Linked DNA regions of Homo sapiens: region 1 is linked to region 2. The links are chromatin contacts, found by Hi-C or POLR2A ChIA-PET in ENCODE. All regions are on one chromosome and are shown on one strand. Each heading gives the region's core, a stretch centred on a gene start or an enhancer-like site at or near the end of the contact. The rest is flanking DNA. Distances are from core to core; before and after follow the strand shown. Region 1 overlaps TTC7B (tetratricopeptide repeat domain 7B). Region 2 overlaps TTC7B (tetratricopeptide repeat domain 7B).

Evidence for each region. A loop is a pair of places that touch in the nucleus more often than their neighbours do. ChIA-PET counts read pairs that join two places held with the same protein, here RNA polymerase II (POLR2A). Pooled maps may share reads with other maps.
Region 1: a loop to region 2 is called in a map of gastrocnemius medialis, with 7 times the contacts of the local background. The contact joins two enhancer-like sites. A Hi-C loop is called at or near these places in 3 of 168 maps with a recorded cell type or tissue (cardiac septum, gastrocnemius medialis and mesothelial cell of epicardium) and 2 of 50 pooled maps. POLR2A ChIA-PET finds 5 or more read pairs at or near these places in 2 of 52 experiments (H1 and T-cell).

What each region holds. Positions count from the first base shown.
Region 1 is chr14:90,622,257-90,628,500 of GRCh38, forward strand. All of the region lies in intron 15 of TTC7B (tetratricopeptide repeat domain 7B), which reads right to left. Among named protein-coding and RNA genes, the nearest start is that of TTC7B-AS1, 17 kb to the right of the region's middle. RefSeq lists an enhancer at 3,163-3,795. Within about 2 kb of position 2,121, at least 11 of the 41 ENCODE cell types and tissues checked have a DNase peak (open chromatin) inside an H3K27ac peak, as active enhancers do; they include gastrocnemius medialis, where a contact is called at or near this core.
Region 2 is chr14:90,583,815-90,590,135 of GRCh38, forward strand. The region is part of intron 18 of TTC7B (tetratricopeptide repeat domain 7B); the gene reads right to left. Among named protein-coding and RNA genes, the nearest start is that of TTC7B-AS1, 56 kb to the right of the region's middle. Within about 2 kb of position 4,262, at least 2 of the 41 ENCODE cell types and tissues checked have a DNase peak (open chromatin) inside an H3K27ac peak, as active enhancers do; they include gastrocnemius medialis, where a contact is called at or near this core.

The DNA.
Region 1 (6,244 bases), core at 871-3,370, 36 kb after region 2:
CACAGGTGCATGCCACCACACTTGGCCAATTTTTGTATTTTTAGTAAAGACAGGGTTTCACCATGTTGGGCAGGCTGGCCTTGAACTCCTGACCTCAAGTGATCTACCTGCCTCGGCCTCCTGAAGTGCTGGGATTACAGGCATGAGCCACCGTGCCCAGCCATGAATCTAATTTAAAAAATTTATATATTAGCCAGGCATGGTGGCTTAAGCCTGTAATCCCAGCACTTTGGGAGCTGAGGTGGGTAGATCGCTTGAGCTCACAAGTTCAAGACCAGCCTGGGCAACATGGTGAAACCCTGTCTCTACAAAAAAATATAAAAATTAACCAGTTGTGGTAGCGTGCACCTGTAATCCCAGCTACTCGGGAGGCTGAGGTGGAAGGATTGCTTGAGTCCTAGAGGTCAAGGCTGCAGTGAGCTGAGATCATGCCACTACACCACTCTAGCCTGGGTGAAAGAGTGAGACCCTGCCCCCACTTCCCCCCAAAAGAATTATTTTGTTCACAGACTCATTAAAAACTTACAGAAAATTAATGAAGAAAAGAAGAACCTTGCTAAAATACCAATCTAACTCCATTACTGATGACCCAAATCTAGCATTTCATACAATGCCTTTGCGGTCTGGCTCCTGTCCACCCACATGCTTAGCTACCAAAGGATTTGTCCATTGCCCATCACCTACGCCCCCACTCGAGCCGTGGTCAGCTTCCCCCATGTGTCACTCTCCTCCATGACCCTGGGTGTTTGCACATGCTGTTCCCTCTGTTTGGAATATTCTTTCCATCCATTTCTGCCTTTTAAGCACCTACTCATCCTTCAAGATTCAGGTCAAATAGCAACTCCTCACTGAAGCCAGCCTTAAGTAATAGGAGTTAAACCTTCCAAATGGAAACATAATTATAAAAAACACGAGAGCTCACAACTGTGAAATCATAAGCTACAAGCCAGGAAACTTCTGCTTTGAAGACAAGCAAAATAATAACAATAATAACAGCAGCTGCCAGACACTTTAAATATTTAATTCCAGATTCTTAACGACAACCCTGCAAATGAGGCTGAGTTAAGTAATTTGCCCAAATTAACACCACTAGTTATTGGTAGAATGGAAATGTAAACCCAAATCCATGTGAATAAGAAACAGAGAAGGATGATTGAAAATCCCACCATACTACTGGCACTAATGAAGATAGCGGCACTAAAGAAGATCCATTGCCAAATATTTAAAACTCCAAAATGTGCAAAGCTCTGTGCTGGCTATGTTTAATACAAAGTGGTATAAAATACAGTCCCTTGCTTACAAAAAATTTACAATCCAATTGGAGAAAAAGACTTGACCACTACTATTGGGCAGGATTTCTAGTTTTGGGCCAGATGATGGCCCTGAAACTTGAGTAGGGCTGCAGGTGAGCAGGCGTTTGGGCTACCAGGGTGTTGCTCCTGGGATCTTTCATATACAGTTCTTTAAAGAACAATCACATTTGGCTGGGCGCTGTGGCTCACGCCTGTTGTCCCAGCACCTTGGGAGGCCAAGGCAGGCAGATCACTTGAGGTCAGGTGTTTGAGACCATCCTGACCAACATGGTGAAACCCCGTCTCTACTAAGAATACAAAAATTAGCCAGACGTAGTGGCACACATCTGTAGTACCAGCTACTCAGGAGGCTGAGGCAGAAGAATTGTTTGGACCCAGGAGGCGGAGGTTGCAGTGAACCAAGATGGCGCCACTGCACTCCAGCCTGAGCGACAGAGACAGACTCTGTCTCAAACAACAAAACAAAAACAAAACAAAACAAAACCCATGAGTGTGCCTGTATGCATATGCGTGTGCGTGTATATGTGTGCATGTGTGTGTGCGCGTGCGCGTGTGTGTGTTTTGTGACTTGTCTTTCATCTAAAAGTCTGGTGCACATAAAATCTGGTTTTTTGAAGGACCTCGTTAATCAAAGTTTTACTTTTCATTAAAACAAATAGAAATACTATTTTACTGTACTTCTGGAATATTTTAAGAATCTCAAGATAACTCTTGAAATAACAACTATGTTTGGATAGGGCAGGGCTTAGAAAGAAGACACAACTGCCCCTGGGGAAGCTCTGGGGCACGCGGCATTGTGACTGTCCAGTGTTCACCTCAGGAAATGAGTCAGAGCGGCACTTGTCAGGGCCATGCTCGGTGTCTCATGCCATTCCCCAGGAAGACTTCGCTGACTCGCTGGAAACTGCTCCCAACCACTGGACATGCACCTCTAGTACCTCACACCCTAGTTTAGTTTTAGCCTTGGCCCCACCCCAGTGAGTCCCAGACTTGGGCAGGGGCCAAAGATAGAGTGAAAAGGGCAGATATTTCTGAATTCTGAGCCGTCCGAAGAACTCTCGATGAAAATAAGTTAGAGAAGTTCAGAGAAATACTAAAGTAATAATTCCCTCCCATCTTCTGTGTCAGTATAAAAAATGTGCTGATTATATCAAGGAAGAAACACACATATTAATACACAAAACCTTCACTAATTAGGTGATCCGTGAATGCTGCAGTCTTAGTAACTGCTTTAGAGGTAACATCACGGGAACCTTGAACATTTCGTATCTTGTGCTGATCTGTGTTTGCGAGCTCCTGGGCTCTGCATGCCAGGGACCTGCTCTTTCTTTGTTTATCTACTGAATGCAGGCAGGAATGCAAAATGGCTGTGCAGAAAAGCATGCGGGATCTGCCCAAGCGGGGCAGCGGCTGAGGGGGCCCTGGATACCTTCCCCATCTCTTGCTGCCTCCTGTCCAGATCGGGGGAGCTGGAGTGAGGCTGGCTGTCAAATATCCGAAGGAAAGTGAGCATCTGTCACCAGGTAAGAGAAATAATGGATCAGGCTGAAGGGGGCAGGGGGCAAGTATGTTGAAATTTTAACTTGAGAAGGCTGTTTGGCAACTGGCCAATCAGAATGGTAAGAGAAGTCAAAAGAGATGTGCCAGTAGCATGTCGTGACCGGGAGAAGGCAGATGGGAATGTGAAACCAGAGAACTCGGCTGGGAACAGAGAGTCTGAGATCAGCCCAGTGCTGCCCAAGGAGAGGGATGTCATCGAATCCATCGACCCAGGCCCTCAGCAGGGAGGAGGGATTCCTTTCAGGTTCCCATGTGGCTGGAAGGAAACTGATCGCAATTCATTTTCACCACCATTTCTGAGGGCCCACCGTATGCTGCTCTTGGAGCCACTGCTCTCCTGGCTGGGTTTCCAAAGCACCCCAATCTCAGAAGGTGTTATATCTCTGCAAACAGCAGCCTCTGGTCCCAGGCTGAGTCACTGTCACTGAAAATCAATACCGTCACTGGCCCGACCTCCGCCAGGTGAGCCTATGATGCTGGGATGACAGCTGTGCACGTCCTGGAGCTGGGAGGCCTCAAATCACCCCGAGGCCCCTCTGGCAACAGCTGGAAGGGATGAGAAAGGATGGAACAGGTCATGTGACCATTCCCACTAGATACCAAATACTGCATGGGGCCTCCCAAAATGCACATCCTCAATAATGTCACGTGAATAATCGAATTCCTCAACGGTTACACAGGAAATAAACAATTCTTAGATCATCTGGCTTACCCAATTGCTGCATTGATGTGCTATTCATTGGGGTTCATTAGAAAACATATAGATGTTTCCAATTAACCCAAAGCTGGAAAAGGCCTTGAGGTCAAATAATACTTTGCTACTCAGAGTGTGTCCAGGGCAGGCAGCCTCAGAATCCCCTGGGAGCTTGCAAGAAATAGAAGAATCTCCAGGTTCTCCACTCACCTTAGACTTACTGAGTCAGAATCTGCATGTAACCAGATCACAAGGGGATTCATGCGCAAATTTAACGTCAAGAAGCACCGCTCTCATTCATAACTCTCCATCCTAACCTGCCATGGTCTGATTTTAAAAAGAAAAAAGACTTCCCAGGGAAGAGTTCTCACAGTCCCTGCACTTAGGAAATTCTGTGCTCATTTCATTCCAATAAGAACTGGGGGAGCATGTCTTGGAAGACATTTTTCAGGATGTATTTTGTTCTTAAATTCAGTGAGAATTCTGAACAACCATTTACATTAAGCCCCCAAAGGAAGGCCACCCCTGCCCGTGTCTTGAACAGAATGCTTCCTTCCTTCTGAAGGGATCCCCTGGATCACATTCTGAAGGTGCTCTAGCCCTGCCCGGGTCCTCCACACATCTCCAGTGAAGGAGCTGGGGAGTCCACAATGTACCCACTGAGGGGGTACCATTCATACTGTCACCCCCATAAAGGGCACCTGCTTGAGTCTGCAGAGCACTGAGTAACCATCCCTCTCCCATTGTGGGTTCCCCAGGGGCTGAGAACTCAAATGTCTTCCAAAACAGGCAAGTGCGATGACCAGAAGTTCAGCAAATTCAAACTTTTTTGAAACGTGCACTGGCCTGACACAACCCTGCTAGCAGATGCCAGCTTATGGGCTGCCAGCTGGAAACCGTGTCTATATGCTTTTCATCCATCAAACCTGAGTACCTGGTTTCTGTTACAAAACCCCAACCACATGCCAGCCCCGGTCAGTCCAGTCTGCCAACAGAACCAGTGACGGGGGGTTTAAAGAGCATGGATGACTCCTCTCCTAAGCGCGTCTTCTCTAGGAATGAAGCCCTGGCAAATCACTGGCCTGGGGAGCTTTTTGGCAAACTTCTGTCTGGGAGTTATTTAACCACCAAGGAAGTTCTAGAAACTTAACCACTTTTATTTATCTTGTTTTGTTTTGCTTGAGACAGGGTTTTGCTCTGTTGCCCAGGCTAAAGTGCAGTGGCTCGAGGGTCAAGACCCTCGACCTTCCAGGGCTTAAGAGATCCTCCCGTCTCAGCCTCCTGAGTGGCAGGGACTGCAGGCATGCGTCACCATGACTGGCTAATTAAAAAAAATTTTTTAGTAGATATGGGGGTCTCATTATGTTGCCCAGCCTGTTCTTGAACTCCCGGGCTCAAGAGATCCTCCTACCTCGGCCTCCCAAATTGCTGGGATTACAGGTGTGAGCCACTGCACCTGGCCCATGTGAACACATTTAATGTCTCCAGCTGCTGGAGAAGGGGTCGCAGCACACAAGGCTGGCACATCCGGGACACTCACAGGGCGTTCCTGCCACTCCAGTCTCACCCATCAGTGTGAGCGCAAGGCTGCATCATCCTAACCTAGACTCCCAGATCCACTGTCCTGGAAAAATCCAGGCCACATCTATTTAGCAAAATGAAGTTTCTCAGGGCCAAAGTATGATGAGGAGATACCTCGTTCTTCAGAACTTAGCAGCCCTTATCTTAGCTGGGAGGCTGTGGTGAGTGGCAGCGCTAGGGCCTGGGCCGTGGCCGTCCCGGGTGGTTTGGCTGCGCCTCTTGGTGTCCTAATCCTCCCTCTTCTTTATGACAGGCAGGAGCTCCTGTTAGAGCTCATATCAGTTACATTTTGCTTCTCATTTCAGTCAAAGTGTCAACAATCTGGAATACTCCCCCATCCTTCTAGCGGTATTTTTAGCACGAACAAACAACTGACATAGTTAGCTGGAATAAATCACCTCAAGAAACCCCAGTTTGGCTCATTTTTTGCTCCCACGTCAGCTATTAATCTCCACTCAGATTGGCATCCAGGAGCCGGCACCTAAGCTGGAGATGACCTGGTCAGGTGCAACTGAAAACACCTCTTGAACCTTACTGCCCGTGTTCCAAAGACCTCTCCAGTTCCTGTGAGTGACATTATAATGAAGGGAGCCATTTCATATAATGCCATCCGTGAAGCCAGAGAGTCTACACAGCCAGGGCTATTCCCGAAGGCTACCTGAGCGCATGGTGTTAGGGCTGGGGGCCTGCAAAGCAAGTGAGGGGCCCAAAACCCGCCCCCAGATTTGGAAAATGAATTGAACAAGTGCCTCTGGAACAGGAAGTGTCAAATAGCCATCTGCTAAGTACATACGTGAACAGGACATGTTTGAAAGCAAGTCTTCCTGTCAGACTACTCTGGCTCCTAAAATAAATACACTGTTCTCTCTGAACTGTGAAGCTTTTTGGTAATTTCTGACATTTGGGAAGCAAGTCCCGGGCCTCTTCTGTTCTGCCACCCTTCCTCTCCTAGAGGACCTTCTCTCTGGAGGATCTCTCGGTCTTTATTTCTGGCTGAGCCCCCAAGGCCCTGATTTCTCCACATGACCCAGTTTGAGGAGGGGAGCACAGTGAAGAAATGAGACATTGGGACCCAGTTCAGCAGACAACGGCAGAT
Region 2 (6,321 bases), core at 3,012-5,511:
GAAAAATGTGGATAAAATCTCCCCACCGTGTACAAAGCTTATTTGGCATGAACATAACCCAAATGCTTTTGCTTGGCATTTAAAATTCAAAATCAGGGCCCTGCCGCCTTTCCAACCTCCTCTTTTGCCTCAAATGCCTTTCAGCTTCACTCTGCCCAGGACCCCCCAGAAACCCAGGGCAAGCACTTTTCACCTTTCCATTCTTCCTCCACCCTGCGTGTGCTCTGGGACACCCCTCGACCTCATCTGCCCTGTCACAGTGAGCCGCAAGTGTGCCAACCCTCCTGCAGGGCTGGGTCAAGCCTGTTCCTTCCTCGCACCCTAACTCTGCCTTGCGCACAGAGGGCTTCCTGGAATGGTTTGTTGAACCAGACTGGAGACGTGATCCTAAAAGGGCAAGCTACTCTGTGAAGGTTTCTCTCTCAAGGTGAAGTGGTGTTCCTGGCTGGGGGACCTGGTGCTAGATGCACCCAGAACCTCACGCAGGTCTAGTTTCCTCGTTCATTCATTCATTCATTCATCAAATGCTTGTCAAGCCCCTGCTTCATGTCAGCTGCAAGGGGCTTGCCCTGGGCTTGGCTGTGCGGGGTGTGCACAGGCACTGGGCTGAGGAGGCTGACAACCAGCCTGGGCCCCACTGCAGGCTGTGTGCCTGGACAGGGCTGCACCAGCCTGGAGGAATGCAAGGAAGCCCTTTCCTTCTCACAAAGTTGTCCTCCACTAGCCAAGGCTGCTCTCTCTGGGGGCTTAGTCTATTCAGAAGGGACATCTTTCGGAAACGCACACAAAGGAGCAGTCTAGGCTGGAGGCAGCCCTCAGAACGGCCCCGAGATCTTCTACCTCACCTGCGCCTGGCAGAGAAACGTGACGGAAAGGACGCATGGCAGTAGGTACCTCCCGACCTCGCAGCTCAAGCCGGCAGCCTCCCTGACCCCTCCAAACCATGTCCTTTACCCCTGACCCTGCCTCCCTAAAGAGAGATGCTGTGGAGGGCAGAGGGGTCCCACCTGATCGCAGGGTGTCTGCTAGCACAGAGGGTGCTCCTGGAGCCCACCTTCTTTTTCACATAAAAATCAGCACAAGGGCCAAGCAGAAAGGGATCCTGTGTCCTGATGGGTCTCCTGTCACCCTTCCAAGCCCTCAAGGCCTAGAGAGGCCTTCAGCTCTGTCGGCTCTCACTGGACTTAGCCTTAATTCTTTCTTTGTCTGAGAAGGGTTAGCAAGTGGAAGGAGGCAGTGATTTTGTCTTCAAGTGCCGTCCTACCCTGAGCTTCCCTCGGCCAGGCCCCATGCTGGGATCTGAAGTCCCCAAATTGAGCACAGCCCAGGCTCTGGCCTCATTGAAGGCCCAGCCAAATGTCTTTGCCAGGGTCGGGCTGTGCAACTGCCATTAGTCTCTGAGTCTGCATCTGGCTGTGTCAGTTTGTCGAGAGGGATCCCTTCTCCAGGGGCTCCGTGGCACAGCAGGATGAGCTCCTCCTCCCCTAGCTGCAGCAGTGACAGGCGCTAGCCCTTCCTGGCCTCAGCCCCGCTGTTCTGACTCCTGACCCATCCCCTCCGCTGCCTTGACACATCATTCAGAGAGAAGTCAGAAGCCAGCCAAGTGGACCCCGAGCCTCTTCTGGCCACCAAACCAACAACTCATCTGTGTCCTCTGTTCCATCCACTCTGTGTCTCTTCTGACTTCGTCACTGAGAGCCCTCTGCCTGTGCCCTGGACCCCACCACACTCTTGCTGGAGGAATTCATTTCACCTCCACACATCCCCCCTCTCTTTTGGATGCCGAGGGCCTCATTTTTACCTGATCATCCCTGTGGGCAATCAACGTGCTCCAATGGGCTTCAGCCTCCTCAGTCCCTACGCAGCTCCGCACATCCAATCAACATGCTCCAACGGGTTTCAGCCCCCTTCAAGCCCCAGGCTCCCAATCACATCCCTCATTGCTGCTCCAGAGGGATTCTTCTTGCAAGAACTGTGCACCTTCTGTGCCTTAACTTCCTCACTTGCCATTTGCTCTGCAACCCACACCAGATGGCATCCATCTCCACCACGCCACTAAATCCAGTCTCGTTACCAACACTCCCATACATCAGGTCCAGCAAATGCTTTTGTCGCTACATTCCCAACCTCTCAGCGGCACTGCCCACCGGCCACATCCTCCTTAAAAATCGTTATTTTAGTAGTTGTTATGTGTTTGCTGTTATGTGGTTGTCCTAACTCTCTTCATTTAATAGAAGACATAGAGGCTCAGTGGGAGTGGGAATAGCTTGCCCAGGTATTACTGCTAGTGTGTGGCGGGGCCAGGGTTGTAACTGATGAGCCAGACCCAGGTTCTCGCCTTCACCGCATGGGCTCCTTCCTGCCCCCCTGGCTGCCGCGATGCCGTCTGCGCTGCTTTCCTCCCGCCTTGCCGACCACTCCCCTTCAGATGCTGTGGCTCTTCCTCTGCTCCTCAATCTTTTTTTCTTTTTTCAAGGTGGAGTTTCGCTCTTGTTGCTCAGGCTGGAGTGCAGTGGTGCGATCTCGGCTCATTGCAATCTCCACCTCCCAGGTTCAAGCGATTCTCCTGCCTCAGCCTCCCGAGTAGCTGGGATTACAGGTGCCTGCCACCACACCTGGCTACTTTTGTATTTTTAGTAGAGACGGGGTTTCACCATGTTGGCCAGGCTGGTCTTGAACTCCTGACCTCAGGTGATTGACCCGCCTCAGCCTTCCAAACTGCTGGGATTACAGGCATGAGCCACTGCACCCGGCTGTTCCCCAAGCTTTAAATGTGGAGGGGCTCAGTCTCAGTCTGGCCCTTTCACTTCTCCACCTACATTCTCTTCTTAGGCCGTCTTAGCACCTATCTTAGGCCTTTAAAGGGGGCTTTAAATCCCAACTCTTAAAGGTATGTTTCCAGCCCAGTTCTGAAATGTAGACCGGAACATCCAGCCGCCTGCCTGGCATCCTGACTTCCTTGTCCTCAGGCACCCGACACTTCCAAGCTCAAGTGGGACTCTGAAGTCTCTGCCTCCCTGACTCCAACTCATCAGTTCTTCCCCAGGCTTCCTCATTGCAGCAAATGGTGTCACCAGTCACCCACAGACTCAAGCCCCACACTCAGGTTTCCTTCTGTATTCCTCCTTTTCCTTCACCCCTCAACATCCAACCTACAACAAGTCCCATCAGTTCTGCCTCAGAAGGCATCTCAGGGTCCCCTCCTCTTCATCTCCATTGAGACCACAGACCAAGCTGCTGTCCTCTACCACCTGGACCAATGCTCCCAATTTCCTGCTCTGCCGGCGTCCACTTTGACTGCCTTCCATCCATTCTCCACATTTAGCTGGAGTGATTTTTTTTCCGGAGAGGGGTCTTGCTATGTTGCCCAGGCCGGACTCAGGCAATCCTCCCACCTCAGCCTCCTGAGTAGTGCCCAGCTTGGAGTGATCTTTTGAAAGTGGTCCTTTCATGCTCCTGCTTCAAGTCCCTCAGTAGCTTTCCAATGATTTTAGGATTAACTAAAATATCTTAACATGGCTGCCAGGGGTGCTGGCATGACTTGAGCCTGGGCCCTTCTCCTGGCTCCCCTTGGCTGCTTTACTGCTTACTCCTCAGGGTTCATGCCCCAGGGGCCAGTATTCCTCTAACACTCAGAGCTCAGGCTGCCCCCAGGTCTTCCCACATGCTGTTCTATGCCTCCATCGTCCCTGACCTGGTGCTAGTCACTGCTGAGGTCACTGCCCAAGTGTGTGCAGGCCCCCTCTGGCTCCCCTGGTTGGGGGAGGCCTTGTGTTATGAGGGGTCGCAGGGGCCTACAGTGCTCCCCCCAGCACTTGGCACAGGGAGTTAAGTGCTTCTGTCATTGTTCTGTTCCACATCTGCAAATGCCATGAAGGCCAGGAGCTGTGTCTGTCTTCATAACCATAGGACTCCAGTGCCTCGCTCCACTGTGGCAGGTGGAGATGCTGGACGATACTGTGTTGACAACTGAGTGCCTACTGTGGGTTGGAGCTAGGGTTCTGGGGCCACACTGCTTGGGTTTAGATTGTGGCTTTCTAACTCTTTAGCCACGTAACCTTCGGCAAGTGACCTGATAGCTGTGTCTCAGTTTCTTCACCTATGGAATGGGGTGAATACGGGTATTTATACCTCATAAGGTTATTATGAGGACTGAACAAATTAAGACATATTAAAGTCCTTGGAATAGCATCTGACACATCTACAGTGTGTGGTAAACGTTAGCTGGACGGGCTTGACCCTCAGGGACGTCGTGTTCCCTCTCACAGGCGCTCCCTGTACAGTGACTGCACACACCACCTGTCTGGGAACTGTCTTCATCTCGTCACGAATGGGGCAAGGCTACGGGATTACCCCTTGACCCTGCTGATGCAACCTCTGGTGCCTGGGAGGAGTCTGGGCAAAGGCGCCAGGCCAGGCCAGGCCAGGCCAGGGCCAAGGAATTTGTGAGAGTATTACAGCCTTAAATTTCCAGCAGAAATCAGAAAATCTGATCTTGCATATCTAAGAATAGCCGCTGGTTTCAACCATGAGAGGTGCCAAAGTGAAAGCTGTAATTATTAGTAAGTAACAAGCAGAAATTAACCACCTACCGCAAAGTCATTTTTAGCTGCCATCCCAAGGTGGAAATTGAAAAATGGGCACCAAGAAGCTGTTTGGTTTGGAAAAGACCCTGGCTCAGTGCTGAAGGGCTGTGGACATGCGAATTTCCAATGCCAGCAGTAAGGTGTGCACTCAAGGAAGATGAGGAATGGCTCCTGAGGAACCATGTCTTGAGGTGCCACATCCCATGCTCTAATGGGGCTCTCCTGACTTCTGCATAGTGAGACTGCAAAGGTGCTCACTTCTATCCAGCCTGGGCTCCCACATTGTAAAAATGGAGAAAATAACCTTTCTCTGACTTTCTTTACAGAATAGTATATAGACAAATGGCACTGGAACATACCTGGAACTTTTAGGAAAAGAAACCATAAACATGAATAGTTGCTTTCCAAATATCATGGGAGGCACAGATGCCGTAAGAAAAAATTGATAAATTTATTTTAAAAAACGGCAAAAGACAAACAAAAACTAAAAAAAAAAAAAAAAAAAACCCTTGGAAGATGTTTACAGCACCTATTTCAGAGACAAGGCAGATTTCTTTGACACACAATAAGTGCTTAGAAATAAAAAGGAAAAGCTCAGTATCTAAGAAGATAAATGGTCAAAAGCTACGGACAGAAAACTGAAATACCATTTTCTACTTGTCAGACTGGAAAGATCAAGGATTCTGAGAATTCATTGTGTTGGCAAGGGCGTGAGAAAGTGGACGTTAGCACATTGTTGACTGGAATGTAAACTGGTACAATTCTGTGGAAGGCAATGGACAAAACTTATCAAAATTAAAGAGTACACACCCCTTCATCCATCACTTCCACTGTTTAGAGTTTATCTTACAGATAAAAAAAAATACACAGTCAGCCCTCAGTATCCATGGGGAATTGGTTCTGGGACCTCCCTTGAATACCAAAATCCATGGATGTTCTAGTCCCTGATATGAAATGGTGCAGGATTTGCACATCCTCCTGTGTATTTTAAATTATCCTATGCACATCCTCCTGTGTGTTTTAAATCATCTCTAGATTACTTAAAATACCTAATACAATGTAAATGCTATTTAAATAGTTCTTATACTGTATTGTTTAGGGAATAATGACAAGAAGACAAAGTTTGTACTTGTTCAGTACAGACAGATTTTTTTCAGATATTTTTAATGCAAGGTTGGTTAAATCCGTGGGTGCAGAACCTGAGAATGTAAAGGGTAGACTGTGTATAGGGATACTTATTGAAGCATTATCTGTAATGGCAAAATACTAGAGTGGGGGAGCTCAAACCACATAAGGTAAAACCCGACAGTGCGGTGAAAGCTGTTTTCTTCTAAATTTACCTCTTAAAAGGCTATGTGAAGGTATGATATGATTCTACATCTTGACTCAAGCAAAATCGTTGCTTTGAAAGAGTCAACATGGCACAAATTGCCATAATAAGCTAAATGTTATCAGCTGAATTTAAGATTAAAATCTAAATGTTAATCAGTAGAGTATTGGTTAAATGATGGTCTAACCATACAGTAGACATACTCTGTAGCTGTGACAAAGTATAAGTCACCTTACAGGTGCTGATGTGCACTGACCTACCAGGTGGCACATTCAGGGGGTGGTGGGGGACAAAGTACAGCATGTGAGATTTCTGGAAGATGCACAGAACCGGTGACAGTGGTTGCCTGTGGTGGGGGTGACTGAGGCTCAGGGATAAGAGGGAGCCTTTTCACTTTGTGGCTTT